2 separate regions of the Homo sapiens genome follow, and region 1 is linked to region 2. A link is an interaction called in ENCODE POLR2A ChIA-PET data of the cell type or tissue named here. Cell type or tissue: K562. All regions are shown on one strand. Each heading gives the region's core, and the rest is flanking DNA. Links, peaks and the distances in the headings are about the cores only. Region 1 overlaps ARID1B (AT-rich interaction domain 1B). Region 2 overlaps ARID1B (AT-rich interaction domain 1B).

Region 1 (15,369 bases), core at 4,484-6,983, 90 kb before region 2:
CATGGTCAACTGTGGTTCAAAAATATTAAAGGGAAAAAATTCCAGAAATAAACAATTCACAATTTTAAATTGCCCGCCTGGATGTGACTCCTCCCTTTGTGAGGCAATCCACGTTGCAGGCGCTTCCCATCCACTGGTCACTTAGGAGCTGTTACCAGATCCAGTATCAGTGCTTGTGTTCAAATCACGCTAATTTTACTTCATAATGGCCCCAAGGCACCAGAATAGTGATGCTGGCAATCAGTCAGCCAAAGAGAAGCTGTAAACTACTTCCTTTAAGTGAAAAGTTCTTGACTTAATAAGCAAAGAAAAAAATAGCACATCCTGAGGTTGCTAAGATCTAGGGAAAGAATGAATCTTTTATCCTTGAAACTGTAAAGGAAAAAGAAATTTGTGCATAGTATGCACAGAGTTCAGTACTATCCACACTTTCAGGCATCCACTGGGGGTCTTGGAACTTATCCCATCCCCTGGCTGACAAGGGGGATGACTGTATAAGGGACCTGCTACTAAGATACAGGAACCTACCTTCTAAGGTTGTATTCATGATCATGACACACTGCCTTCAAGCAATTAGCACTGTGCCTGGTGCCATTTAAATGTTCACAGATGTCAGCTATTGTTATTTTTAAAAGCATATTTAAGAATGAGAATCAGTCTGGGCACCATAGATTATGCCTGTAATCCCAGCACTTTGGGAGGCTGAGGCAGGAAGATCGCCTGAGATCAGTTTAAGACCAGCCTGGCCAACGCGGTGAAACCTGTCTCTACAAAAATTAGCTGGGCATGGTGGCGCACACCTGTAACCCCAGCTACTTGGGAGGCTGAGGCATGAGAATCACTTGAACCTGGGAGAAGGCAGAGGATGCAGTGAGCCGAGATTGTACCACTGCACTCCAGCCTGGGCAACAGGGCAAGACTCTGTCTTTAAAAAAAAAAAAAAAAAGAGAATCAACTAATAGAACTTTATCCAGTGGCCATGATGCTGAGGACAGTGTTGGTAGTAACAGCAGCTGCTAATAATTCTACATCACACCATCTATCAGGTACTCTCCTAAGTGCTTTACTCATACAATAAACTCTTGATTTCCACACTGACCCCATAAAGTAAGTACTATTTTACTTATGAAGAAAATTAGGTTGAGTAACCTGCCAAGGTCACTCAGTTGGCAAGTGGTGGAGAAGGGATGGGAACCAAGATATTCTTTCTCTAGAGTGTGTGCACTTAACGATGCTCCCACCCACCAGATAAGGAGGCACTTCTGGACCCTACCTGACAGCTGACAATTCCCAACCGGAGGATGGGGTCCAGGAATCTGAATTTCCCAGATTTGTCTATAAATTTCGAGGACTGTTGATTAAATACAGTGTTATATTTTCATTAAATTATGATAATTAAGTGAGTCCTACAATGTGGGGTTTTGGATATTACTCCATTACCTAGCATCTGTAATAGGGCATTTTGCTGTAACATTAACAATGGCTAATTTCCCAGGTAGATACCTGTCCACCCACCCTTCACCTATCCTCCTTGGGCCAGGGATGGTCTTATTTGTCTTACTGTGGTTAAAGCAACAACTTGAGAAGATCATCATCAGCTTTTCAATGACATGGCCCTGCACTGGCATCTCACACTTGGAAGGCTGATTCTTGCTCCAAGAACCCAAGCCCCTTCTTCTCCCAACCAAGAAGCAGACTACTTCCGGCACACGAGCCACAGACCTGGAGGGCCACAGGAGGCCTTCAGAAACTAGCAACATCAGTTCTTCCTACCCCACACTGGGACCATAACTCATATCTAGGGCCTGAATTCTTGACCTGGAGTAGAAGGTCTTTGAACACTCCCCTGAGAATACAGCAACTCTGTGATGCATGTATTTGTCTGGGAGGAGAATCTGTAGCTTTTACCAGATTCTCAAAGACTCCAGAAAGATTAAAGGGTAAGAACAGAGATAATCAACAATGGGATTTACCAAAACTGAAAACATCATAATTTCATAGAGATGTTTTGAACCAGATTAGCTGCAAATAACCACATTCAACATTGTAATACTTTTCTAAATAACTGAAACACAAATAAAAATTACTTAAGAATTTGCAAATATGCCATTAGTATCTGAATTAAACATGCAATAAAAGCCCAGACTGCTTAAGTAACTCTAGTCTAAAGAGCTACCTAGGCCAGGCATGGTGACTCACCCTGTAATCCCAACACCTTGGGAGGCCGAGGCGGGCGGATCACTTAAGGTCAGGAGTTCGAGACCAGCCTGTTCAACATGGTGAAACCCCATCTCTACTAAAAATACAAAAAATAGCTGGGCACGGTGGCATGCACCTGTAACCCCAGCTACTTGGGAGGCTGAGACAGGAGAACTGCTTGAACCTGGGAGGCAAAGGTTGCAGTGAGCTGAGATTGCACCACTGCACTCCAGCCTGGACGACACAGCAAGACTCCATCTCCAAAAAAAAAAAAAAAAGGGCAACCTATACAGGACCCCTTACGTTATTATCCACACTCTTCACTTAGATGAATACCATGGGGGGTTGCAAGTGGCATGACAGTGACCTGCTGAGACAGAGCTCCTGAACCCGCGTGCTGGATAAAGAGGTACAGACCTTCTTTTTGCCAAAGAGAGTGAAGTAAAGTGCCAGAAAGATCCTGCCTCAAAAGCCTGTCTTGCCAATTCATCCCTAAAACTGCTGAGGGGGTTAATCTCAAAAGTTGTCTGATTTCTCTGTGAAATGCCTATGGAATGAAAGCTAAAATAACTGAAGGAAAGAAAAAGAAAAAAAAAGCTAGAGAAACAGAAGAAACAGCCAAAGACAATAAAAGATAAAGAAGATTCTGTTGTTTTGCATTGTATCAATAATGCTTTCAAAATGCAAGAAGCACAAGGATTCTGCTGAATTTTTTTTACAAATATGTATTACTTTTTGAACTTTTTACAAGATGTTAAAATGGATCATTTGATCTACTAAATTATCTCTTCCCCACTCTAAGAGTACAGACTTTCAGAAAAACAATATACTAAAAAGAACTTAGCATCCAATTAGTATCAACTTTACCAATCTTCTACGAAAGTAGACAGGCCACAGGCATCCCCCTTCTCCAAGAAATAGCAGAAAATGTGAATTTTTTAGAGATTCCCTTACATTTTGTGTGTGTGTGTGTGTGTGTGTGTGTGTGTGTGTGTGTGTGTGTGTGTGTGTGTTTTCCCATCAAGTGCTATTACTGTAGAAGACTTTTTACCTTTTAAACAGTCAAATTTCCATTTGGGAAAAAACATAAAGATGACTCCAGAAATCTGAAATTATCATCAATTACATCAAAATTAAATTAAAATAAAATTTATTTATTTACCCACTTTATTTATTTCTTTAGTCACTTTATGTTAAACACCTCCAACTTTCCAAGGAGGGCAAGCTATATATTCATCCCACTTTATGTTAAAATGAACACCTCCAACTTTCCAAGCAAGGTGACTAATATATTCATCCTGAAGTTAATCCCCCACTGCTCTTCCATAAGGAAAGCAGACATGAGAACTACTGCTTTCAAGCAAGGAAGATACACCAAATATTTGGCAACTGGTAAAACAGTGGGGTCCAGGGTCCTGGAGTCCCCCTGCTAATTAATTAATTAATTACTGCCTGTAATCCCTCAGCTACTCAGGAGGCTGAGGCAGGAGAATCACTTGAACCTGGGAGGCGGAGGTTGTGGTGAGCTGAGATTGCACCACTGCCCTCCAGCCTGGGCAACGAGAGTGAAACTCTGTCAAAAAAAAAAAAGAAAAGAAAAGAACAAGAAAAAGAGAAAGAAAAGAAAACCACAGCTGTATACATACCAAAGGGCCTTCCCTGCCCGACTTCCTGACACCATCTTCTTCTGTCTCCCTAGGCTAATGCAAAGAGACATAAACCCATTCCTCTCCCAAAAGCCTAGCACTTTGGGGAAAATCAATCAGTGACCTAAGCTGGTTCTGTTCTTTCTTTTGCAGAAAAAAAGAAAAAGGTGACCACTGCCCACATTAGCAAATGCTAAAAATAATGCTACATTTCAAACATCTGAAGATAATCTTCCTCTGGAATACAATATACATAGAGCTTGTTACTCTAATTAAAAATTTTAAAAATCAAAGAAACTGATGAAGAAAGAACTTTATGTATAAATTATGTTTTATTTCATTTTTCATAGTTTAACATATTGAAATGAGCATGTTAAAGACAAATGAAAGCAGCTGAGAGTAGCAAAAAAACAATCCAGGAAAAAAATAATTCCCCAATTTCCCTTGTGTCAGAATATAAATATCAAGGAAAGAGAATTAGTGAATATATAATGAGCCTCGATGATACTTTTAACTGCACACTGCATTCTCTTCCCAACTTCATCCCTCAATACCAATGGGGGCAGGAGCAGGGTATCAGAGAGGAAGACAGATGGGCTGTCAGGCCCAGGGAGCTGAAGGGGAGGGAGGTGAAGGGGTGCAATGAGGAGGCTTGCTCGGAGAGCGCCAGTTCTACCCAACTTTCTGGTTTAGAAGAGCAGGCTTCTTCTTCCACTGGCTGCTGAGTCTGGGGAACTAGGACTAAAAACTAGAGAACAAGGCAATGTCCACTCATGCGTGAAGACATCTGGTTCAATTCCATAAATCCTCCTCTGGCGGGAGAGAGGGATCACCCACCTACAGTTAGTTATAGCAGTGTTAGGATCAGAGAAGGAGGTGAAGCTTAATTGCTCTTTAGACTAAACCCTCCTCTTAAGGTGTTTGAAGTTTTTCTTTAGCCTTTGATGAAATATATCATTCATTCATTCATTTAAAGAGCCAAGGTCTCACTCTGTGACCCAGGCTGGAGTGCAGTGGTGCGATCAGAGCTCACTGCAGCCTTGAACTCCTGGGCTCAGGGATCCTCCTGCCTCAGCCTCCTGAGCAGCTGGAGCTACAGATGTCCGCTAACACGCCCAACTAAGAAATACATCTTCAACAATCTAAGGTTTTCCTCTCCTGCCTCCATGGTAGACAGTCATGCCCAGCTGATGTGATCTCCTCCACATTTCAGTTAAACTGGGCTAAGCAGCTGCCCAACAGTGTCTGAGATGCTTCAAACCAGGACACAGCTGGCCACACACTCCAGGCCTGCCTGGCTTCCTGGCTACTCTTCTCAGGAGGAGCCTTCCATCCCCTTTCTAAAATTAGTATTGAAAATATTATTACTATATAATTCCTCACTTCCTGGTTTTAATTCTGGTACTAGAAAGAAAAAAAAAACTTAAAATATATGTTAAATATGAAAATGAATACATAGCATTATCAAATTATGATCCAATGCAATTAAATTCCCAATTATACTTCAAAACATATTAAAAAAACACTGAAAGTTTTCCATTAAAAGCCAAAAATGCTTCGATACTAGAAGTGATGTGTATAAAATCTGAGGATTTTTCTCTTGCTTTCTTCTGCTACTATTAAGGAAAAGCAAAGGCCCAGGCAGACATAGTTGCAACTAACTACAGATTCACCCTGATTTCTACAGCAATTAAGAAAACCAAATTCATACCAAAAGACATTCTAACATTCTCAAAATGTTATTTTTCTTCATTCTTCAATGGGTCTTTTTTTCTACTTTTTTTATTTTAAGAAGCTTTCAGGAATAACGCCACCAAAACACACAATAAACTGAAACTGTTAACGCAGCAAATTACACCTATATTCAAAACGAGTGCTGAGCTTTTACTATACTAGTTTTTCCCCCAAGGGAGAAAAAGGGAACAGAGAGAGGAAGGTCACTAGTCCTCATTCCCATCCTCCTGGCATCAGTCATCCTGCCAGAGCGAGCGCAGGCAGGCTGGTGGCTCCTGCAGCCTATCTAACCCCACCTCTGTGCTCCCAAAACCGGCCCCAACACAAGGTTAGAAGCCCCAAGTCAACAATCAGAGTCTAGGAATAGGCCTTGCTCAGCCACTAAGTGACCCAGAAGTTGTCTCCTCGGATGCTTACAAGCTCTTCAAACTTAAAAGGAAATCTCCCTCAGCAATGGTTCAAAGCCTGAGACAACTGTAGCAAGAAGAAAGAAAAAGATTCAAAATTCAAACATAACCCAAGTCTTCACTAATAATATCCTTTAAAACAAAGAATAACATTAACTATATTCTGGTTTTTACTGAGTTAATAGACTGTGTTAATATCCAAAAACTAAGCAATTAATGGCAACAAACTATATATGTCCTTGTTTTTTTGCTCTTATAATAAAATCTTAAAATAAGTGAAATGAACACTTCAGTGGCTTTCCACAGGCCTTGTAAGGTTAATTTTCCCCCAAAATCTGCAGGATTGGCTTATAAATTAAATTTTGGTCTTATTTCTATATAAGAAACAGATTTGCATAATATAAATAACAACAATATAAGGAACTGTTTACCCCACAATGGATCACAGCCTCTGTCCCTAATGTGACTTCTGTGTTCCTTCAATGACTTGAGTGGCATGCTGTTACAAGCTTTAAATCAAAAATATATTTCACTATGTTTTTAGCTTTAAAAAAAGTATTTTTTCTAAGTTAAGCTCCTTTGAAAGATTTTGCTTACTATGTGGATTATGATGGATATTTTATGTTAAAAAATTGAAACCTATTTTACCCCCATGTTCCAGTACTATTTTGTTCTTTTCCAAATGATTGCCCATGTGCCAAGTACTTCCAGTTCACGGCATCTCTTTTAAAAATTGCTGACCAAAAAGATGTCTGAAGAAAGATATTTTAGAAAATATCATTTAAACACCCATCTACCTACTCTCATAAAAGTAGACTCAGATTTCCACTTGGTCCAACTACCAAGTGATCTACTGCTAGAAGTTAACTGCTAAACTAGTACTATTTTCTGTTTTAAATGATATTGAACAATAAATAACCTCATTTCATTTTTAATCACTGAGGCAAAGGCAATATAAATCACCAGTTCCCACCATAATTAATATGCTCCATCTAAATGACCTTGACTGTTAACTGACCTCATTGTCTACTTCAGTATCTCTCAGGAATGGGCATCCCCTCTATTTTCACTAACAAGGAACTGGCCCTATCCCAGGATCACTTCTTCTCTCACCAGCAAAGTCTTCCTCATTCTTCCAGACTTCCTCTGAGACACTTTTATCAACATCTTCTCCTAAGCCTCACAACACTAGAATCACAGCTTGAAACACACCCCTCCCACGGCACCGTCAACCCTCCTGTTCAACTAGGGGCTCCTTTAGGTCAGCAACAACGTCTGACTCAACACTAGATTCCCACATGCAAAACAGTCCCAAGCCCAAAGGGGCTCATAAAATGGTTTATGTTTTGCTTGTCCAACAGACCCTGAGGTAAATAAGTACACTTTCATAATACCCATTATTTCTCTTAAGAATCCGAAACAACTATATCAACTTGAAGAGAAACTATACGTATAAAAGCCAAGTTTGAAATTATGTTGCTGCTTTACACTAAGGTTTTTTAAAAAGATCCATACTCTCTAAAAAAAAAATGGTGACTTCTTAAATAGGGTTACTTGCTACAACTCTTCTCTAAGAAAAGAAAAAGGTTTTTCTGGCTATGAGGGCACAACAGTGTCCCTTAAAGCCATGAAAACAGACAGGGTTGTGCGAGGATGCCAACTGTTCCAGACCAGCAGAAGACCTCGGTCACAAGAAAGGGTACTGACAGACAGCCCCCTGTCTGCGGCCAGGCAACTCTCTTTGAGTTACCTGATTGTTGGAACACTGGCCTTGACACTTAACACACAACATCTGCCAGGAGACGATGGGTGAAGGTTCCTGGAGAAATGTGTGCCTTAACAGGAAAGGAGGTCTCTTCCAGTATCTTAGGAGAGTAAGTCTGAAGCAGAACAGGAGTCAGAGGTAAAAGGAAAACGATTCTGAGTCTAAAGGTACTAGGAGGAGAGAGAAAGGTCATGAGAGCTTGCTAAGAGGGGACCGGGAAGCAGACCTGCATGTGATGCATCGAGACCTGACAACGGGGAAACATAAGGCAAGCAGAAACGTTAGAGCAAAACAAAACAAAAACTAAACCACAGCATTGAAGGAGCTTTCCCCTTCTATATAAAAGTATTAAATCTCGGTTAATGAAGTCTGAGGAAGTAAGCTAGGATGTAAAAATACTTTAAAATGGAAGCAACTTCTTCAAATAGCTTTTTTTAAAGGCCATAAAAATAGATGCTTTTTAAAAGAAGGAAATGACGAGTGTTGGGTAAATAAGATGTCTGATGAACGCACAGTGTGAACCTCTGATGTCCTAGTTATCCTCTATCTACAACAGGAAGAATAAACCAGACCTACTCACTCCAGTTCTAATTCTGCCCCCTAAAAAGAGCAGCAGAGACAAGAAATGGTAATGGTAACAAAAATGTAAACAACAAGAAGTTGTGGAATTCATGGAGCCGCAGTGTCAGCAGTAAATCAAAAAAAATTACCAATGTCCAACTGTGTACTTCTTCCTGATACAATCGAATTTCCACGATCTGTTCCATCATTGTAACACATCACCTAGATCCATCCTAATTCCAAATTCTGTGAGGGCTCTTTAATTCTGTCGGTGCTCAGAAAACAGTTAAATCCTCACTAAAAATAAAACTTAAAATAAGAACCACTGGAAAATATATATTAAAATGTAGGAAAGTGAGCTGGGGGGGTGGGGCGCGTAATTTGTTAAAAAACCTTCTAGAGAGGAATTTGGTTAAAAAAGAGGTGGGGCTTTTTTTTTTTTGAGACGGAGTCTTGCTGTGTCCACCCAGACTGGAGTGCAGTGGTGCAATCTTGGCTCATTACAACCTCTGCCTCCCAGGTTCAAGTGATCCCCCTGCCTCAGCCTCCCAAGTAGCTGCAACTACAGGTATGCACCACCACATCTAGCTAATTTTTGTATTTTTAGTAGAGACAGGGTTTCACCATGTTGGCCAGGCTAGTCTTGAACGCCTGGCCTCAAGTGATCTGCCCGCCTGGGCCTCCCAAAGTGCTGGGATTTCAGGCATGAGCCACTGAGCCCGCCCAAAACCAAATCTTTAAAATGTGCTTTTTTTTTTTTTAATTTTTTTTGAGACAGAGTCTTGCTCTGTCACCGAGGCTGCAGTGCAGTGGCACGATCTCAGCTCACTGCGACCTCTGCCTCCTGGGTTCAAGCGATTCTCCTCCCTCAGCCTCCTGAGTAGCTGAGACTACAGGCATGCGCGACCACACCTGTCTAATTTTTTATATTTTTAGTAGAGACAGGGTTTCACCATGTTGGCCAGGCTGGTCTCGAACTTCTGACCTCAGGTGATCCACCCACCTCAGCTTCCCAAAGGGCTGGGATTACAGGCATGAGCCACTGCGCCTGGCCTAAAATGTGCCTGTTCTTTTGCCCAGCAATTCTATCAAAGAAGAAAGCCTGTTTGCTCACATACATGCATCTATACTGCACAAAGGAACCAGCTATAAAAGCATTCCACAAAGCACTATCTGCAATTCCAAAAGAAATCACAAAATTTAAATACCCAGCAGTAAACATTTACCTTCTTCAACACTGTAAAGTATGTTTTACTATGTTTCAGCAAATAAAAAAGATTTTTTGAATGATTAAATCAACAATTTTCACCATGTTTACTAAGTTTCTACTTTGTGCAGGCATTGACCTAGGTGCTGGGGACATAATGACAAAACAAAGTCCTTCCACTCATAAATCTTATTTTCTTAAGGTGAAACCACACACATTATTTGGAAAAAAAGAAAAAAAAAGTGGGCTTGATAGAGAAGAGCCAAAGATTTCAAAGGGTCAGAAAGGATGGATTGACATACATATTGTTGGGATGGGGGAAAATATAGACAGGGCAGGTTTGTGGATAAAGGGCTGGGTGGCCAGAGGCCCGCTTTGGATATGTTGATTTTCCAAAGCCTGTTGGGCATTCAAATTAGTGATTACCTGCAGGAGCTGGACATACATAGATGTAGAAAGGACAAGACAGATCCAAGTTGCAAAAGTACATATGAAAGTCACAAGTCTCCAGATACGTAAAGCTTTGAAAGTAAAAGAAATCATACAGGTAAGGTGGGTAGAGCCACAAAAAAAGAGGGGCCAACACTGAGCCCTGGTCATGGGCCAGTATTTGGAGGCCAGAAAGATAAAGAAAATCTAGCAAGGAAAGGCAAGGAGCGGCCACAAAGTAGGAAGAGAGCCAGGAGAGGGTGGCGTCCCAGGAACCAAGCAAGACAGGTGCTCCGAGGAGGAAGATACCGTCAGCTGCATGGAATCCTAATGACAGGCGAAGGATGGAAGGAATGACTATCACCCATCAGGCTGAATAACAGAACACTGGAGGCTTTGAAAAGAGCTGTTTCATACCGCATGATCTCACTCAAATGTGGCCTCTAGGAAAGGTAATCTCAGAAGTGGAGAGTGGAATGGGGGCACCACGGGCTGGGAAGGGCTGGGAGCTGGGGAGTAGAGTGGAATGGGGGCACCACAGGCTGGGGTGGCGCTGGCAGTTCGGGAGTGGAGAGTGGAAAGGGGGCACCATGGGCTGGGAGTTGGGGAGTGGAGAGTGGAATGGGGGCACCACAGGCTGGGGTGGGGCTGGCAGTTCGGGAGTAGAGAGTGGAATGGGGGCACCACGGGCTGGGAAGGGCTGGGAGTTGGGGAGTGGAGAGTAGAATGGGGGCACCATGGGCTGGGATGGGCTGGTCGTTGGGGAGTGGAGAGTGGAATGGGATCACCGGGGGCTGGGATGGGCTGGTTGCTGGGAAGTGAAGAGTGGGATGGTGGCTCATGGGCTGGGGTTGGCTGGTTGTTGGGAAGTGGAGAGTGGGATGGTGGTTCACGGGCTGGGATGGACTGGTTGTTGGGGAGTGGAGAGTGGAATGGGGGTACCATGGGCTGGCATGGGCTGGGAGTTGGGAAGTGGATAGTAGGATGGTGGCTCACGGGCTGGGGCGGGCTGGTTGTTGGAAAGTAGAGAGTGGGATGGGGGCACCACGGGCTGGGGTGGGCTGGAAGTTGGGAAGATGTCGATCAAAGATACAAAATTTCAGTTAGATGGGAAGAATAAGTTCAAGAGATCTGTTGTACAACATGGTGACTGTAGTTAATAATATATTGTATTCTTGAAAAATGTTGCCAGGTGAGGTGGCTCATGCCTGTAATCCTAGAACTTTGGGAGGCTGAGGCAGGCAGATCACAAGGTCAGGAGTTCAAGACCAGCCTGGCCAATATGGTGAAACCCTGTCTCTACTAAAAATATAAAAAAATTTGCCAGGCATGGTGGCGCGTGCCTGTAGTTCTAGCTACTCAAGAGGCTGAGGCAGGAGAATTGCTTGAACCCGGGAGGCAGAGGTTGCAGTGAGCCCAGATCGCGCCACTGCACTCCAGCCTGAGTGACAGGGCGATACTCTGTCTCAAAAAAAAAAAAAAAAAGAAAAAGAAAAATGTTGAGTGGATGTAAAGCGTTCCTACCACGAAAATGGTAACTATGTGAGGTAATGTATATGTTAATTAGCTAGATGTACTCACTCTACAATGTAGTATATATACTTCAAAACATCACATTGTACACAGTAAATACATACAATTTTACCTCTCAATTTACAAAGCAAGTGAAAAAAAAAAAAAAGAAAGTATGAAAAGAGCCATTTCAATAGAATAGTTGAAATAAAAGCCTAGACAGAGTAAATTCAAGGGATACCAGCAAATGGGGAATACAAGAAAAGAGAAAAACAGGCTTGTGGTTTCGGTCAAGAAAGGCGTTTTTGTTTTGTTTTGTTTGGGGTGGGAGAAATGATGGCATGTTTAAATGCCAATGGGAAGGACAGAGAAATGGATGGTGTGGGGAAAAACCAAGAACTTGAGTGGACCAAGGGCACAGAGCAGCCTTCCAGAGGAACAAGGAGATTTCTGGCAGAGTGTGTACATCACAGAAGGCAGACATGATATGCAGACACAGGCTGGCTGGTACCTCTAAGTTCTCCTGATTGCTTGTGTTGATTTCTTCAATGAAACAGGAAGCAGCCTCACTAGCTCAGAGTGAGGGGCAGGGCTTAAGCCTTTTGGGTTTGAAGACAGAGGGAGATCTGAAATAGCCTTAGGGAAATGCAAAGCTACAAGGCAAGGATGATCTAACATCAGTGGTCACCAACTCAAATAAATAGCAGGGTCTTCCCTCCCTCTTTCCCCATCCCACTCACCTGGAGTGGGCACAAAAGTGGATTTCATCAGGCTTGCATAAATAGGTTTAATAAGATGGGGCTGGTGAGTATTTAAGAGTACATGCAGGAGCGTGAGGGCGAGTATAATGATGGGCTTGGAATTTTAGTTGGGTAAGGAAGAAAGGGATGACAGGAGGGGCATAAGAAACAGTTAAACAAAAAAAAAAAAAAAAAAGAGGTTTGATTCACTGTTTCATTTAGTTTGAAGAACTGAGCCAGCATTTTAGATATTTTGATCAATAGAGACATTGAGAGCACCTAGTCTGCCACCGGAATGGGTAATTCCTTACATTGTATAATGGGTAACGTGGAATCCTTTACACAACATTTAAGAATATTATATATGCATTACATGTTTATGTAGATAATTTAGAAAATACAAATAAAGCAAAAGAAAAGAAATCTTTACTTTCTTACCAGTTTTTACTATGTATTTGTATTTTATTTACAAATTTATAACATTTCCAGACTTTGGGGTAACTTACCTTTTCTAACAACTCTGTGAGCATGTTATTTAAAGTGGTCTTCTATACTTTCATTTCTATAATTACTGTTGTGTGGTCATTGATCCCATGGATTCTATGCCTGCTCGTGGTTTTGAGCTGTTCATCCCACACATCTGTAGCAGCCTCGTTTGCACCTGTGGAGTCCATGGCTCCCACAGACCCAGGCACAAGCCTCTGACTCTCTCACAAGCCTTCTAATGGAGAAGTGCCTGAGCATTTACTTAAGAGAAACACAAATGTGTTATAGGCAGCTTTCTGTCCTTTCCTACCTCTTTCCATTACATTCAGGGAATCATACTCATGTTTGAAATTTTATACATAGGGAACTCACTTTACATATGAATTTCAGGAAAATTAAGGACATATATAACACATGTAGTGACAAAATTTCAACGGAGTAGTTAGTTGTCACAAGGACACAGAAATGCATTTAAACAGTGGCTATAGGGTAGGAATGCTAGATTATCCTGCAATGTGTAAGAGTGACTGATGGAAAAGATCACCATGCCACAGCCGACACTACTTTCAAAAGTGCCAAAGTTTGGGTATATTTAAAAACAAAGCAAAAAAAAAAAAAAAAAAAAACTAATTATTTAGCTGAGTCTAGAACCCAACTCCATTTTGCAAGGAAGAACAAGGTGTTCTTAAAATCATCTTATGACATAATAAATTTTCCAGAAACAAAACCATCACGTATATTGAGGGAAGATTATACTTTGTTTTGCTCAGAACTTTGCCAACAGTTGCTCATCATTTCAAAAGATGACATCACCACTGACAACCCTGCTGGAGACATCTGAGTTGCCAATGCAACATTCCTATATCAATCTCATTTTGTAGCTGTCAAGTTCACAGTGATCACACATATACATCAAGCATCTATTTCACAAGTCTTCTAAAGTAGTATGCCTAAATATTTGTTTAATTAAGCATACAATACTTTATTATATACTTCTTTCTTTTCATTTTCCATATATAGTTAGTGCCTTATTCTAATTTTGTTTAAAATTTTGTGTGGGGAGAGCTCATATTACCTAAGAACTTTATTTTAAAAGAATAAAGGAGACACTAGAAAAGTTTGATTCAAACAATGAGAAGGTATTATCTGTATGTTCTAAATGATCTATCATAAACATTACATATTTGTATGGTTTCCAATTGTATAAAGGATACCAAAGGAACAACTAGAAAACATGAAACTACCAGTTCCAGCAGTATGGCAGATTAGATGCTCTAAATAGCTATTGATTGAAAAACCCAAAATACTGGATAAAATGCGTTTTCTAATCCTTTTTAAATGAATCCCAGACTTGCCATAAATGTGAGTAACATGAAGAACACCCAGAGAGCAGACCGAGAACAGAGAAACCAAGAGAGCAATAGAAGCCAACTTTTGCTATAGATTCTAACTTTCCCTTTGACAACTATTCGAGAACAGGGAAAAGGAGAGGAAGTCCAGGGCCTGCCAAAAGGGAGTAAAATACAAGACAACACCTCTCAGTTAAATTAAGGACCAAGAAGGGCTATACCCATCATTTAAGAGCTTGCAACCCCACTAAACAGAAAAGAGAAATACCTGTCTTGAACTTGATATGCAGAGGTAGCAGGAATAAGTGGCTCCTTTAAGAAATAGCAACCACAAGCTAACCATCACCAGGGTATCTGGTCAAAATTAACACTTAATGGTGTGGTCTACAAAACCTCAAGAAGATACTTCATTTAGAACAGCCCCAGAGACCATCATCACCTAAACCCTCTAATTAATCTTAACTTCACTGTTGTGGGACAACCAAACATTACGCTCAATCTGATACAATAAACGCACAGCATCGCCTATGAAGCATCCAGACCAAGTCAGTCAGAAATGACGGGTAACAACCACCCCAAACTCAGTGGCCTAGGGTCACCAGCATGTGTTGTGCTCACCAATGTAGTTAGTGAGCAATTTGGAGAGGGTACAAAGGGAAGCTTTATCTGTCCATCACAATGTCTCTTCAGCCTCAGCTGTAGCTGATGGTCACAAGAAAGGTGGGGGCTAGAACCACCTAGAGGCTCTTCGCTCAAAAGGAGGATCACAGACCCATCCTGTGAACAAGGGCAGGCCTAAGATGTTGGGAACATGATTTTCAACGACTGCAAATAAAATGTTTATCTTCAAGCCTGTGGATCTAACTTGCAATGTACAGGAAACAGATGAGCAAGTTAAGCCACATCAAGAGAAAACTGGCAGATAAAGCCATTCCACAGGACAGTTGACCCAGGTTTTTCAAGAGGTCAAGGCACAAATTTTGGGGAGGAGAAACTGTCCTAGATAAAAAGGCTTCAGAACCAAATCAATGTAATAAATCTTGTTTAAATTTTGCTTGAAACGAATGATACAGAAGGGTATTCTGAAGACAACTGGGGCTATCTGAACATGGCTAGGTTTGTAGACAAGTGGAATTATATTTAATTTAATAAGATGTGGTAACAGAGCTGCTGTTATATAAGAAACGCCCTTGTCCGGATGCGGTGACTCACGCCTGTAATTCCAGCACTCTGGGAGGCCGAGGCAGGTGGATCACAAGGTCAGGAGTTCAAGACCAGCCTGGCCAACATGGTGAAACCCCGTTTCTACTAAAAATACAAAAATTAGCCAGGTG
Region 2 (15,369 bases), core at 8,310-10,809:
GGTAGTTATTTAAAAAAAATAAAATAAAATAAAATAAGCATGCTCTTACCAAGTCAATATCAATAAAGGGAGATGAATTTGGCTCATTCTTTGGAATATGGTCTGCTTTCTAAATTAAACACACTTCTCCATAAGAATTGGGAAGCTGGGTAACTCCTGCTGTTTATCTAGTGACCAAAATTTTGGATTGGGGCTATTTAAGCAGGCAAGGGATGTTTGTGTTATACACGCACACTACCCACATTCAGATCTCAAATCCAGGACGTCCCAAACATTTCTAAACTTGAGTCCAACTGCAGAGTTGCTCTCGAGGCCTGAGGAAGCCTGGATTAAGCAAGGCTCTCTGGCTCTGCGGAGGAGAGCCAGATTATAAAGCTGCTGCTTCTTTATAATCCCCTACTTGCCTCACATGCTCCCACCCATCTTCTTCCTCTGCACCCTCTCAGCTTAAGAGTTTTCTTAATTTCATTCACAACTACAGATTTAACTTTTAAAGTTCCTTTTCAAAATTATAATAAGGGCAAATAGCTTTAATAAATTTATTACATGTAAAAATAATCAAACTGCCATAAAGAATTTTTTGCCATTAAGAATTTAACTATTGGCTGGCTATTAACATAAAAGAAAAACTTTTTACCTTTAGAAAAAAAACCTTTTTAAAATACAAAAACAAAGCCATCTAGCCTACCTCATGAGAGTTAAAGAGTTAAGGTAATGCACAGAACATAAATCTTGAAACGTGTTTCCATCCGGACTTCACTTTATATAATCTGTCCCAATGTTGTTCAATATATACTTGTTTTCAGAACTACTTAGAAAGTAGCAATGTCTTAAAAATGAGTAATTGCTAGATCTCTCTTTGCTTCCTTTTGTGATTCCAAGAATGTCAACCTTAAGATTTTCTACTTATCAAAAAGGACAGACTGCACTCTACACATCTAACACATACCAGGTTCTTGCAGAACAAAGACTTACATGAGAATACATTCATTTAAAAAACAATAAAATTAAGAATTAGAAAATAATTTATTAGACTGATACCAACAATTTGCTAATCTTTGAAGAAGAAAGAAACACCTCTTTCTCTTTTAAAAAGAATGTGGGTCAGTAGTTATCTTAATACAATTTGTCAAGCATCAACCCATACATTTCACAAGACTGCTGAAATAACAAGACTTTAAAATCTAATGCTGAGGCTGGGTATGGTGGCTCATGCCTGTAATCCTAGCACTTTGGAGGCCAAGGCAAGTGGATCGCTTGAGTCCTGAAGTTCAAAACCAGCCTGGGCTACATGGCAAAACCCTGTCTCTACAAAAATATTAAAAATTAGCTGGGTGTGGTGGCATGTACCTGTAGTCCCAGCTACTCAGGAGGCTGAGGTGAGAGAATCACCTGAGCCCAGGAGGTCAAGGCTGCAGTGAGCCGTGATCGTGCCACTGCACTCCATCCTGGGTGACACAGCAGGACCCCATGTCAAACAAACAAACAAAAATCTAATACTGAAATGAAAAGACATTCACTTAATATTACTTTAAAGGGGAAATCCAAGCTGAGAGGTCTTATAGTCCAACCCCCTCATCTGGCAGAGGAGCACAGTGAGATCCAGATTTTCCCAGTATCACACACAGATTAGACTTTAACAGGCAAGGACTCAACCATCCCAGCTCCTGGTTCTGGGCCCATTTCATTCCTTTGGGTCAGTGGTGAGTTTCTGATTCACCGAGTGGGCCAAGAACCAGCATCACTACCAAGTCTCCAGAAGGTGTGAGCTGCCCCCGCTTGCCCACGTAGCCTCCCTCTAATACCCTGACTCACAGGGCAGTCACGGGAGATTAGGGCCTTCACAGTCAGGTGTCATTGATATGGGCATCCTTGGGCATCCGTGGGGGGATTTTCTTAATGCCCCGGGAGACTCTAACATTCAGCAAAGTTTGAGAACCACTTGTCTAAGATACGTCACTTAATCACTTTAACTTTCCATTTATCTTGTGGGATTTCCGTTGTTGTTCAGTGTTTGTTTTCCAAGGAGCGCTGAAGGGATATGGTTGGTTCATTTTACTGACGTCGACTGTTACCTTTATTTGAATTATTAACGTTTTAACATAAATACCATGCTTAATGTTTCTTTGGTGAAAGCAAATAAATCACACTTATTTAAAATATACTCATTCAGTGCTACCTAAAACACACACTTGTTCGAGACCAACCTGGGCAACATGGTGAGACGTCTCTACAAAAAAATTTAAAAATTAGCTGGGCATGGTGGCACATGTCTGTAGTCCCAACTGCTTGGGAGGCTGAGGTGGGAGGATTGTTTGAGCCCAGGAGGTCAAGGCCGCAGTGAGCCATGTTCATGCCACTGCACTCCAGCCCGGGCAACAGAGCAAGACCTTGTCTCTAAAAAATAAAAATAAAACATACATTTAAGATTTACATCTCAAAAGTAAAATAGAAAACCTTACAGATATTTTAGGTTGAAAGTCTATATGTAAAATACATAGTGGAACTCATGTGTACATGACAAAACAGTATAAACTACCAGCAGAGTACTAGGCGCTATATACTGTATATAAGCTTAGAAAATCGAGAATAATGTAAATGTACAGATAAAAAATAAATGTATCAATATAAACATCCTAATATAAAAGCAGCTTTCCATATTAAAATGAAATCATCTCACATTTTCTCATTAAACTTTCAGGTAAAATCTGATCTTCTCTCACTTTTCGGAAAAAGGCTAAAGATTTAAAAATCTTTATTTAACTTAAAATATGATCTCTTCTAACATATCATTCCAAGAATGTCACAATTCAAATATGTTTAAACCCAAATACAATATAAAAAGTACACAAAACCAGTTAGGTATTATAGGAATTTACAAATCTTTTCAAAAATATTTTCTTTTTTTTTTTTTTTTTGTGACAGAGTCTCCCTCTGTCACCCAGGCTGGAGTGCAGTGGCAAGATCTCGGCTCACTGCAAGCTCCGCCTCCCGGGTTCACACCATACTCCTGCCTCAGCTTCCCGAGGAGCTGGGACTACAGGCGCCCGCCACCACGCCGGCTAATTTTTTTGTATTTTTTTAGTAGAGACAAGGTTTCACTGTGTTAGTCAGGATGGTCTCTATCTATCTCCTGACCTCGTGGTCCGCCCACCTCAGCCTCCCCAAGTGCTGGGATTACAGGCGTGAGCCACCGCGCCCGGCCCAAAAATATTTTCTTAGTACAAAACTCCATCTACAGGGAGCTTTGGCATCACAGCCAGTAGCATCTGCTATCTACTTGGAAGCAGAAATGTGAGGTATAAATGTATTTTGCTGGTAAACCTTAAATACCTTCATGTTCACTGCTGAAGAACAACTGAGGAAACCATGACAAAATGTGGCCAACGAAAGGCCATTATTTATAAAAATCTGCAATCTGCTGAAGGGCCTCCAAACATTTCAGGTGTACAAGCAAATCAGCTCGGCTCCAAGTCTCAGTACAGAACACGAATGTATGAAAATGCTGTAAACAACATAGTGAAATTTCATAGCATTTCATTATTTTACTGGCCAAAATGTTCACCTTCATTTCATTTGTGTGTTTATATATGTATATCTACAAATATGTTTAACATATAAATTAATATACATATACACGTTTCATTACACAAGAATGCCATTGTCACATGAATGTTCTGTTTTTTACACACATGTGGGAGCGTACATGTGCACACAGATATGAATGGGCATCTTTAAGTAAATATAGAGACTCAAAAAATTAAGAGTCTGAATGTAAAACAGGCACCAGGCACCCATTCCTCTCCATTATACTTAGTCAAGTTATCTATCCTTTCTCATCCTGGACACACCATCACAGTCGCAAACATAGGAAGTCTAGGCTCTTTTTTAAATAAAACAAAAATTAAGCCCTGACTATTGGATTCATATTTAGGATTCAAAGATTGAATCATAATAAACATTTCATGATGAAAAACTCTGGAATTTTTAAGTCTTAAACCAGTCTTCCTCTCCCCATTCATCCTTACTTTTCAGAGCTCTCATGCAAACTATATCAAAACGTGGCTTTAATTACATTTAAAAGAAACACATTTTTTTCCAGAATAGATCAACAATATAAATTAACACAGGTGGAAACCCTAGAAATTGCCTGGCTGCCTTAATAACCCCAAAGGAAACATTTATTTTAGCCAAACAATTGTAATGTTTGTCTCCTTTTTAGAAACATCTGCTGCCAAAATAAACATTTGCATTGGAAGAAGTGTTTTGGCTGTTAAGAGGGTACCAAATAAAATGCTTATGTTCTGAAATAAATATTTTACTCAAAAAACATGCAGCAAAATTAGAATACAAATCTTTTTCAAGCCCTCTTCAAGGAAACCTGTTTTGAATTGTTTTTACTTCAATATGAAGTAATAAGTTCAGATGAATCACCTTAACAAAAATAATTAGTTTATATTTAATTTTGCCATTTTCTATTTCAAAACAATGATCATATTCTATGTTCCTGCTATAAAGTTCTTCGCAATACATGTATGCCTTTAAAAACTAAAAAAGTCATGTTTTCCCATCATAAAAGCACTCATGAACTTCAATCTCTCATTTTGCTTTTTTTCCTTTTGCCCTGTTTTATAATTCCAACAGGCATCATATTATCAAACACCTGCAAGAATAGTTAAAATATCAACCCAATTACAAAAAAAAACTCAGGAAAAATCTCAGTCTACATAATTGAAATCTGCTTGACACAAATAAATAACTCAGCTTCTGTAAGCTATTTCTCCTGGGTGCCGTTTTATATTAAAATCTTATTTAAAACAAGTTGGTAAAGGCCTAGGTGTACATTTATGATCACGAAGGATAAGAAAAATGAAACAAAACCTGCATTCCTGATCCAGCAAAGAATATCTTGGTGTCTTTAAGGTTTGTTTTTTTTTTAATCTGAAAAACTCAGAGTCAGATTCTAGTAACCTTAAAAATTATGCCTCTTCTGTGTAGCTGTCTAATAGATGAAATCAACCAATGTACTTCTGTTAACCAACCCCATGTCTGAATTCCAGAAGCCTGGAGGCAGAATATTCTCCACAGAGGCATAGAAAATTCATTTCCCCCCTGAACTCAACAAAAACCCAAGTAGACTAGTTTTTAGGGCACCGTGCAAAACTAATCTGTTTAGCCATGTATTTGCCTGATGATGTGGGAGAACTGGCAAGTGAAAGACCACAAATCTAGTTCCAGTTAATAAAGACTAAAATGATGTACTATTATCACGTCATGCTTCAAAGATCCAGTCACGAGTATATCTCAAAAACAAAATTATCACCATACAAATCAAAGATCACCAGGGTAATACTAAAATCAAACACAGTCAGTGGCCAGTTCCTTCAGACTCTCAGAGACAAAAAATAAACAGTGATACTCCTCTCCATGTTAAATTTCACATCAGCACTGCAGTTCTTTCTAACAAAATACTCATTTAAAATTCATATCACAGGAGCAGAACGCCAGCCAGGAATCAAACTGTGACCCCTGAGCCAAAGACAACTTACCACTCAGCTGGTAAGTGGGCAACTCAATTTACAAACTTGAATTCCTGCATTTTAATCCTGTGCAGAAATATACGAGCAATATTAAATGAACTGGATTCAGCTCATTAGAGGTTCACAAACCAAACACAGAACGTTCTGGAAGCCATCCAAAGCAAAGTCATGCCTAGGTGGTGATGTCCACTCAATAAATACTCAATGTCATAATTATCTTTCAACTTTTTCCCTGAAGAACATTATTAGCCACAACTACAACAATGCTTAGCCAATTACATTAATCCTAGGGGAAGATGGATGGGACCAGCAGCCAATCACAGTGCCAGGACCCTGTTTGTGAACAAATTTATAATTATCCAAAATGCAGAAACAAAGCAATTCACTGAAAATTCCTCCCCAAAGAACACAGACTCAAGCTAACAAAATGAATGTATATGCTCTAATAACCTTTGCTCTAAATCTTCACTATTTTTTTCCATTTCAAAAATTAAGAACTGTTCACATGACCTTGGTATTATAAAAGCTGTATGTCTTCTTTAAAATGTTATACACATTCAAAAGTGCATTCTGTTATTTTTAGCCTTTTAAATTTTAAAACAAGATACTATATTTCAAAGCTGTATTTAACTAAATGAAAAGGTAAAAAGGCAATACAGATTATTTAGACCCATGACTTTGATTAACTCATTATGAAAGTTTCCACACTTCTGCAGCCAGGATATTCAATTTCTTACCAGATATACTATTTTCCTTTCATTATCAGAAAGATCTGTGCTTAATTAGAATTGGGTATTTCTTTTGGTTAGCAGTAAAATATCCAATCTAAAATCTTAATTAAAAATTTGCTGAAATACTTGATGGGCAACCTACATCAATTTGTCCCTTCAAATAAATCTAAGAGTCATTGGATTTAAAAAGTGTATAAGAGTCACAGGGATTAAATAAATGGAAGAAGCTAAGAAAATTGAGATTACTCTATATATCTGTGTATGTCCTCTACTTTTAGCTTTACACATTTAGAAAAGAAAATAATTAAAAACATTTCCTAGGTAATCATTCTTCACACACCCTCTCCATTTGTTTGACTCCCACTTTGGGACTGGAAACTAAGCCAACATCTAGAACTTCTAGTGAGACTTAACTCCTTCAGAGACCAGGGAGATCCGGCTGCTTGCCGTGAACAGCATCTTTTGAAACTGACTTTTTAATCTCACATCAGGGAAACATGCTGAAAAGCAAAGTGGGGAGCCCAAGAGCAGCGAGCATCCACTTCTCTCTGCCGGTCCCACTACTTCTTACTACCTTCCCACCTCTGCTCTCTTCCTGTGGCCAAAGCACCATCCACAACTATTAGCTCCCACATAAAATCAGCAACAGAGTGCGATGGGGACTTGAGCAGCCAGCTGCCTGGGCTGTCTTCCTCTCAACTAATGGTGAAGCTGCTCTAAAACTAAAATGAAGGAGAGAAAATCGCAACTCTTCCACCTTACTTTTCATCATTTACAAATTATTTCCTTCTCACAATTAGCAGCCACAACTAAAGATTTCTACTCTAGGCAGCAAAATATTGCTGGAAAAAAAGGAATAATGTGGAAAAAATTAAAAGTACAATTAAGTATGCAACTGACTGCTAGAATTCGGAGTGGGTAACCTTCAATAATTGAGAAGTGAGGTCTCTGACAACAGCAAAGGGTGTTCAATCTGCAACTAGGATTCAAAGGCTGAGCTACCTCTATCTTCCCCAATAATGGCCTTAACATAAACAAAATCATCCAAGTGGGAGCAAAGATAAAGAGGAAAGACAACATTTTATTTCTTATTTTATAAATAAAAGACTTATTTTATTTCTTTTTTTTTTAGGGTCTCGATACATTGCCTAGGCTGGACTCAAACTCCTGGGCTCAAGCGATCCTCCCACTTCAGCCTCCCGAATAGCTGGAAATACAGGAGGGTGCCACCATGCCATGCTACTATAACATAGACTTACACAATATTATAATTAAAATAAACTTCAATAATAAATTAATAACAATAATAATGAAACAAATAATAAATCACAATACAGATCGAATAGTGTATAAACGAGAAGGCTCAGAAGCAACCTACTGATGAACTGTTAATATACAGCTATGTATCATGTAAAGTATGATCAATCATTCTCCATATCCACATCAGAGAGAACAGTAGTCATATCTAATTTTTGCCCCTCAACGAAAGATGTCTGGTCAGATGGAAGCATTTCCTGAGACAGCACTGTCAAGCCCTGTTGTGGGTTACCGACGGCCGCACCATGGGACGCCCCAGCCTGGGGCAGTAAAACGTGCAGCAGCATCAGCCTGACCCACTCCCTGGCGGCTTAGGTACGGTATGGCGATTTATAAATAAGCCTTTCTGGTGCTCCTAGTAACTAAATACCCTAACAAGTTTGAATCTAATTTAGTCTTTTCCAAATTTCATCCTCCCTCCAGCCAGCATAAAGGGGTATTCTTTCAAGTATCCAAAAGACTAGGTTTACCACTGCTAGAGGGTAAATGGTCATCTAAGGTGACTCCATTTGATTCCAGAGAAAAAAAAGGAAAATGTTGGGTCTCTTAAGAACAGGAAAAGTCTTTTTTAAGTAAAAACACAAAACCCATCAAGACCTAACAAAACAGATGCACATCAAATCCTCTTATATGAAATACAGAAACCTTTTTCAAAAGGTACAGAAGAAATAATTTAAGAAATGAAAGCAAAATAACTTTGGGAGACTAAACTTTTTTTTTTTCAATTTTAAAAACTTGATGCCATCCTCATGGAAAAGACCTTTAAATGACTTGAAAATTCACCTTAAGATGGTCTATTCACAGCTCAAAATCTGACACAGTCTGACAAAAATGTTGGAATGCCAAGTTCACTTCAGAGCTTACATCTGTTATAACCTGCTGCAAATTTATGACACAGTGCACCTATCAAATACAGCTGGTCCTGCTGCCCTTCTACCAAACAGGTATTCTGTCCACTTTAAGAAGCTCACCTTTCCATCTTTAAAAGAAAAAAAAAATTATACCTGTGATTAAAGAAACAATAAAAATTAAAGCAGAAAATCCGTGCAATGCCCCCTAATTCTCTTTAACATCAATCTTAGGTGGACAGCAAAAGGCAAAGACAAAACTATTACAAAAAAGCAGCGGGTCGGGGGACCAGCACAAACCTGCTGCTGAGGGTACTGCATTCCGGCCATGGCCCCGGGAGTCCGACCCTGGATGCCAATTGGATACCGCTGTGGGCCTGGAGGGCCATAGGAACCTCCTGGGTACGGACTGCTCTGCTGAGGCTGAGAATGAGGGTTACTGCCCATGCCATACAACTGAGGTCTCTTCATCACCATTGGATCCATTGGGCTGCCCTGTGAAGACATAAAAGAAGTCGGTTTATTAATTCATTCTTTATTACAAAGGCACAAATTTGTGTTATGTCAACATATGCATTAATAACACAACTATCCTTAAGTTTTAAAAATATTAAAAACAATGACCTGACAAAACATCCAGCAAGACATTAAAGAAAAAACCTAGATGGATACAAGAAATTTTATTTTTTACTTTTAGGAGTTTTTAACAACTAAGAGAGCTCTAGACTAAACAAAACTAAAAACGATTTTGGACCATAAGCAGAGAGAAAACATTTGCATCTAAAATTCTATTATGCGTACAGGAAAAGAGCATGATAGTTAAGCTCACCCACCTCCTTTTAGCTTACTAGTAATAAGAGCAGAGGGTATTGAGTGATTAACATTTTCTGCCTTCAAAGTATTCTTAGAACAATGATTTTATTTTAGAACTGAGTCTGCAAGTCTTGATCAAACCTTAGTGCAACCGAGTGTTCATTAAAAAGTGAAAAGATAGATTTTAGATCATGCATATGTCCAGGGTAAAGATTTTGTTCAGAGACCAGCAGTGTGTAGGGATGAGCACTCAGACTATGAGTCACAGCACCTCTCCCCATGTAAGTCAGCATCTTACCAAACACAACCAGTTCACAAGTAGATGTTGAATTTTATTTTTGGTTTGGTGAGTCAGGCCCTGGGCTTCAGGGCCGAGGTCATACAGGAGGGCTAGGCGTGGAGCCTCAGCCCTTCATGTCCTGGGACGTCAAAGGAACAAAGCAATAGGTAGAAAGGCCCTCACCCGGTGCTACAGTAGCAGGCAGCATTCACCCAGCAGCTCCTTCCTTCCCTCCTCTGTCCTTCCAAAACCACATACTGATCCCAACTGTGTGCCAGATGCTGCGTTCACACTGAGGTAAGTACATGGGGACTTTCAGGAAGGCTTAAGAATTAGCAGGGTAAATTCAAGACCATCCTGGCAACATCACAAGACCCTGTCTCTACAACAAATTAAAAACTTAGCCAGGCGTGGTGGCAGGCACCTATAGTCCGAGCTGTTCAGGCTAAGGCAAGAAGATCACTTGACCCCAGGAGTTCGAGGCTGCAGTGAGCTATGATCACACCACTCCACTCCAGTCTGGGTAACACAGTGGGACCCTGTCTCTTGAAAAAAAAAAAAAAAAAGAGGCCGGGCATGGTGACTCATGCCTGTAATCCCAGCACTTTGGGAGGCCAAGACGGGCAGATCAGTTGAGGTCAGGAATTTGAGACCAGCCTGACCAACATGGTGAAACCCCGTCTCTACTAAAAATACAAAAATCAGCTGGGCATGGTAGTGCACGCCTATAATCCCAGCTACTCCGGAGGCTGAGGCAGGAGAATCGCTTGAACCCAGGAGGCGGAGGCTGCAGTGAGCCAAGATTGTGCCACTCCAGCCTGAGAGACAGAGCTAGACTCCATCTCAAAAAAAAAAAAAAAAAAAAAAAAAAAAAGAATTACCAGGATAAAGGGGAATAACACGTCCAAGGTGGGAGGGAACAGCATGTACAGTACCACAGGGCAGAAGAAACAGCACAAGGCACTGGGTCAAGGGAGATGAACTGCCTGGTGTGTATCAGGAAATAAAAACCATCTGGATCCACGTGAAGCACGAATTTACGAAGATGCTGAAGCAGGCAGAAGCCAGAACATGGGTGAGCCCTGCAGGGCATTCTACAGGCTCAGGCTGCCTCTGACAGATGAACACAGGACTGCTCCCTTGGGCACCTGACCCAGCTGGAAGCAGGTCAGGTTGCCCTGGCAGGCAGGTGAGGCTGAGGTCCTGAACTGGCAGCAGTGGTGGGAGGAAGCAAGCCCAGCTCCAAGGCACAGTTAGAAGGGAAATGCGGCAGGATTTGGAGACCAAATGAGTGATGGAAGCCAGCAGCCAAATGAGATGGAGTGTGCAGAGGGAGAAGCCAATCACCATATCCCCAGGAGTGGGAGCCTTCAGTGGTTTACATAGGAAACTTGAGGCTCTGATATGAAATCCAGGTGAAAATGCCCAGAAGGAAGAGACATAATGAGCTGCAGCTTGGGGAGTAAGGCCTGACCTGGAAAAATAGGTAGAGAAGTCAGCAGAGAGGACATCCACTCCCAGAGGGCAGGGATTTTCTCTATTTTATTCACTATTATATCTCCAGGGCATAAGTTGAACAGTGTACCCAGCACATTAATTGATGAATTAATCAATAGGAAGCAATAAAACCCATGAACTTTATTTAGGAGGAATATATGAAAGGAAAACAATGGGTAGCGAACAGAATCCTAGAGAATATCACCGCTTAAGGGAAAAGGGAAAATGAACCCACAGACAAGCTGGAAGAATGGCCAGAAAATGTAGACACTCTGGAGAGTGTGCTCTTACAGGAGGGAAGGGAGTCAGGTGTAGCAACGAAACAGGTGTGCCAAATGCAGCCCAGGAATGCAGTCAGGTGAAGGGTAAAGGCTTCTGCTATACTTGACAAGGAGGCCACTGCTGTGCTCGGCAAGGACAGTCTCGCTGCAGAGGTGAGGGCTGAGGCTGGAAGAGGAGGGACGGAGGGGAGGTGAAGATGGAAGGCAGGAGCACAGACCCCGAGAACTGCCAGTCCTCTCTTCCACTGGCACTCCCACTCCAAGGCTGCACGGGTCCTTCCCCTTCTCTGCCTTCCTCAATACTCTGGTGTTCACTTTAAAGATTTGGTGAATCCATTCACCACACATTTACTAAGCACCTACTATGTGCGTTGTGCCCAACACTGGAAGCAGAAGGATGAACGAGCCTCCATGTCCTGGAGATTCACTGAAGGAGACAGACTAAACAGGTCACAGTGCAACACAGCAGATGTCCTGAAGGGACAAAGCACCAAGGCAAGGTGAGAAGAGGGTGTCTCACTGGGTCTGCCATGGGCTTTAACAAAGGCTTCCTATAGGAAATACCTGAGCTCAGTCCCAAGGGATCCACAGGACTGTGCCAGGAGGAACCCATCTCACCTGAATGAAGCTCTGTGGAGGACACAGGAGGAAAGAGGGTGCTTTGCCCCAGGCCCCACAGCCTACAAGCAACTTTTCTGCTCAAAATTCACCATGTGATACAATTTTAAACTGTTACTACTTTCACCAGCCAAGACATTGTTTGGACTTAACATGATAGAAATTAAACGACAGTACATTTGTTTGCCCAAACAATATACTGATTTTACATAACCTGAGCCGCCTTCATAATTAAGTGTACAAACATGTATGTTGATATATTTGTAGTAAAACTAAAATCTAGGGCTAAGAATTCATTTTCTCATAATTATTTAAATTAGAATTTATGCCTGATAAAAATAAAATGTGATTATTTTCTAGATTTTCTTGAAAAAGGTAAAACTTTTTATGGAAGTATGAAAATCAAGGCTGAGTTGGTGATTTCAAAATCAGCCAAGTGAATGAAGGACCTATGGAGAGGCTGAGTAAATCAAATTTCAGGCTGAATTTCCAATACGGGGCCCTGAGGCAGTCCTATCTTCACATTCAATCTAGACAGCCCAGGGCACAGGAAACGTCTACTTATTTCACTTCAAATAGTGCACGACCAAAACTGCCTTAATTAAAGCAGAAATGTTAAATGGGAAAATGATTGGAATGTCTATGTTTTAATGCTATAGATAACAGTGCAGCAAATTCATCTTATCAGTGACTAAAATTGTTTTGTATTATCTGTCTCATCACTGCCATCAACTCTCACAGTCCTACTTAAAATTCAGTTAATTTGCACCATGTCAAAAATGTTAGCTTAACCCTCAGATTTCTGAAAATCGAAAGCATTAAATACACAGATTATCTGAACCTCTCAAAATGCATCAAATATCTTTCAATGAGACTTCAGATAGAAAAACAGTTACTCATACAGTGCAAATTATTTAATTTTAACTTCTCCTTATGGTCTATTATTAAATATTCATCCACAGTCCAAATCCATCCTGCTGTGTCCTCTATTTTTGAGCATTAAAAATGTACAACTGAGGGTCTCAACTCCTGCTTCTCACTACCAGTCCCTTAAAGAAACTAAAAATTGGCCAAGTGCGGCGGCTCACGCCTGTAATCCCAGCACTTCGGGAGGCTGAGGCAGGTGGATTGCCTGAGCTCAGGAGTTCAAGACCAGCCTGAGCAACACGGTGAAATCCTGTCTCCACTAAAATACAAAAAATTAGCCAGGCATGGTGGCGGGCACCTGTAATCCCAGCTACTCAGAAGGCTGAGGCAGGAGAACTGCTTGAACCTGTGAGGCAGAGGTTGCAGTGAGCCAAGATCGTGCCACTGCACACTCCACCCTGGGTGACAGAGCAAGACTCCATCTCAAAGAAAAAAAAAAAAATCAAATCTAAGACTTCTGGAAAACAAAAGGGCCAAGCTGCTTCTCATACGCACATCTAACCTGAAGCAATTTTATGTTTTTTGTTTTGTTTTGTTTTCTGAGACAGGGTCTCGCTCTGTCACCCAGACTGGAGTGCAGTGGCACAATCTCAGCTCACTGCAACCTCCACCTCCCGGGTTCAAGTGATTCTCATGTCTCAGCCTCCCAAGTAGCTGGGATTACAGGCACATACCACCACACCCAGCTTATTTTTGTATTTTTTGTAGAGACAGGATTTTGCCTTGTTGGCAAGGCTGGTCTCGAACTCCTGACCTCAAGTGATTCGCCTGCCTCGACCTCCCAAAGTGCTGGGATTACAGGCGTGAGCCGCTGCGCCTGGCCAATTTTATGTTTTTTTAACATCTATCCGGGTATGACCATTTTCATTTCTCACTGAAAGTTTATGCTCTATCAGGGTTATCATCCACATCGAAAACAGCCCTCAACAACTTCTCTAAATAGATTGTCCGAGCATGTTTTCATTTCTAGATGGCATTCCACAACTGCTGTAGCTTGAGTTTCAATTCCAGAAAATAAGACAAGTGCTGTGAAGGCCACAATATATACACCACCATTTTCAAAGAGCTCTTAACCTAACCAGTCTGGTTTTAGTTACTTGGCTTTTAATGCAATTTTTTTACTTGATAAGACTTTCCTCCTCCTTATTCAAAGTAAACTTTTGGATGTACATGTAAGTAGGAGTTATTCTCTCTCTCTCTAAGGAAGAAATACATTGTCTATTTTTAAGAAATGTTTGTATATAGATTCTTCTAAGCATATTGGGTAGCACAATTCAGCTATATTACATGTCAGATAGGCTTTCAGAGGCTGGGCTGGGAATCCAACTGTCCTTTTCAAGATGATCCAAGTTAAAGGACAACTTGCTTATATACTTTTAGTATACTTTAAATATACTTTATCCTTTTTATATTTAGATACTCTGTTATCAGGCTTTCAGAGTATCCCTACACATGCATTTATAGTAAAAGATATCTAATTGTATTTGCTCCTAAATATCAAATTAAGAACACAGTTTATTAGATACATCTTTATGCATATCATATTTTACTACTTTTTTCAGCCCAATTCCTTCAACCGCAAATTGGAAAAACACTTCACAAAAAAAAAAAAAAAAACAACAAAGAAAACCCACCGAAAGAACTATCGAATCTTGTTGATCTAAAATCATTTCTACACATGTGGATTAAACAAGAGCTGATAGAAAACTCTTCCCTCTTTTGAACCATTGTTCGGGAAACAACATTCTCTTACCAGTAACTAAAGAAAACTTTTGAAATCTGTTCTATTTCTCTCGCTCAAACAGGGCAGGGGGTGTTTATTCACGTCTGCAGCTGTGTACCGAATGGCACTGCCCAGCAAGGAAGTAGGGGCTCTGGATTCAGAATGGATTCACAGCCCTGTCCCACCAGGGACCTCGAGTACACTGTGACCTTATTTCTTAGTTTTCTCATTCACTAAAGGAGAAATAAAACCCACCTTGCAATTATTATGAACATTAAATTCATCAGCGCTATAAAGGCTCTCAGAGGTCACAGGGGCTATGGCAGCACCTGGAGCCCAGGGCCCACCTACTCATTGAGAAAAAATGGAACAGCCCAACTGTGCAAAAGTAAAGAATCCATGGCCCGGCCGTAACACACCAACACAGCGGACTACACACGGGCATAGAGAAGACATGTCAGGTAACGTGCCATTTCTTCAATACTGATGCACACAGATCACAGCCATGTGAAACAAGCTCGATAAGGATCGGGGTCAGCCACAGTGGCCTGTAGATAGTTGCTGTCATATCGGGAAGCAATCTGTGTTTACTTTTCTGTGATGGTGTCTAAATATAGCTCAAAATGCCTCTGTTTTTCCCTGAGCATATTACAAACAGTACTCTGGCTCTCTGTAAAGGGAGAACAGGAGGTGGATGCAACACGGCCGTCTAGCCTGTCTTCCTCCCTCGCACACCCGCCTGGTCACGGCACACACAGAACAGTGGGCAGTGGGCGCCCACTCCACCTCACCAC

The links. Peaks named below come from ENCODE experiments on the same cell type or tissue, not always from the same donor. Only the 100,000 strongest peaks of a DNase experiment are listed, where the experiment ranks them.
Region 1: POLR2A ChIA-PET joins it to region 2 with 6 read pairs; 5 of 35 experiments call an interaction of 5 or more read pairs at or near these places.

The regions. Positions count from the first base shown.
Region 1 is chr6:156,909,282-156,924,650 of GRCh38, reverse strand. All of the region lies in intron 3 of ARID1B (AT-rich interaction domain 1B), which reads right to left. Among named protein-coding and RNA genes, the nearest start is that of MIR4466, 140 kb to the right of the region's middle. RefSeq lists enhancers at 7,137-7,196, 10,653-11,153. In K562, for the core only: no CTCF peak of the experiment used is centred there; no DNase peak of the experiment used is centred there.
Region 2 is chr6:156,822,789-156,838,157 of GRCh38, reverse strand. ARID1B (AT-rich interaction domain 1B) reads right to left here. Exons shown (of 20, transcript NM_001374828.1): 2 at 8,737-8,931. Among named protein-coding and RNA genes, the nearest start is that of MIR4466, 51 kb to the right of the region's middle. RefSeq lists an enhancer at 7,335-8,302. In K562, for the core only: no CTCF peak of the experiment used is centred there; a DNase peak (open chromatin) is centred at 9,580.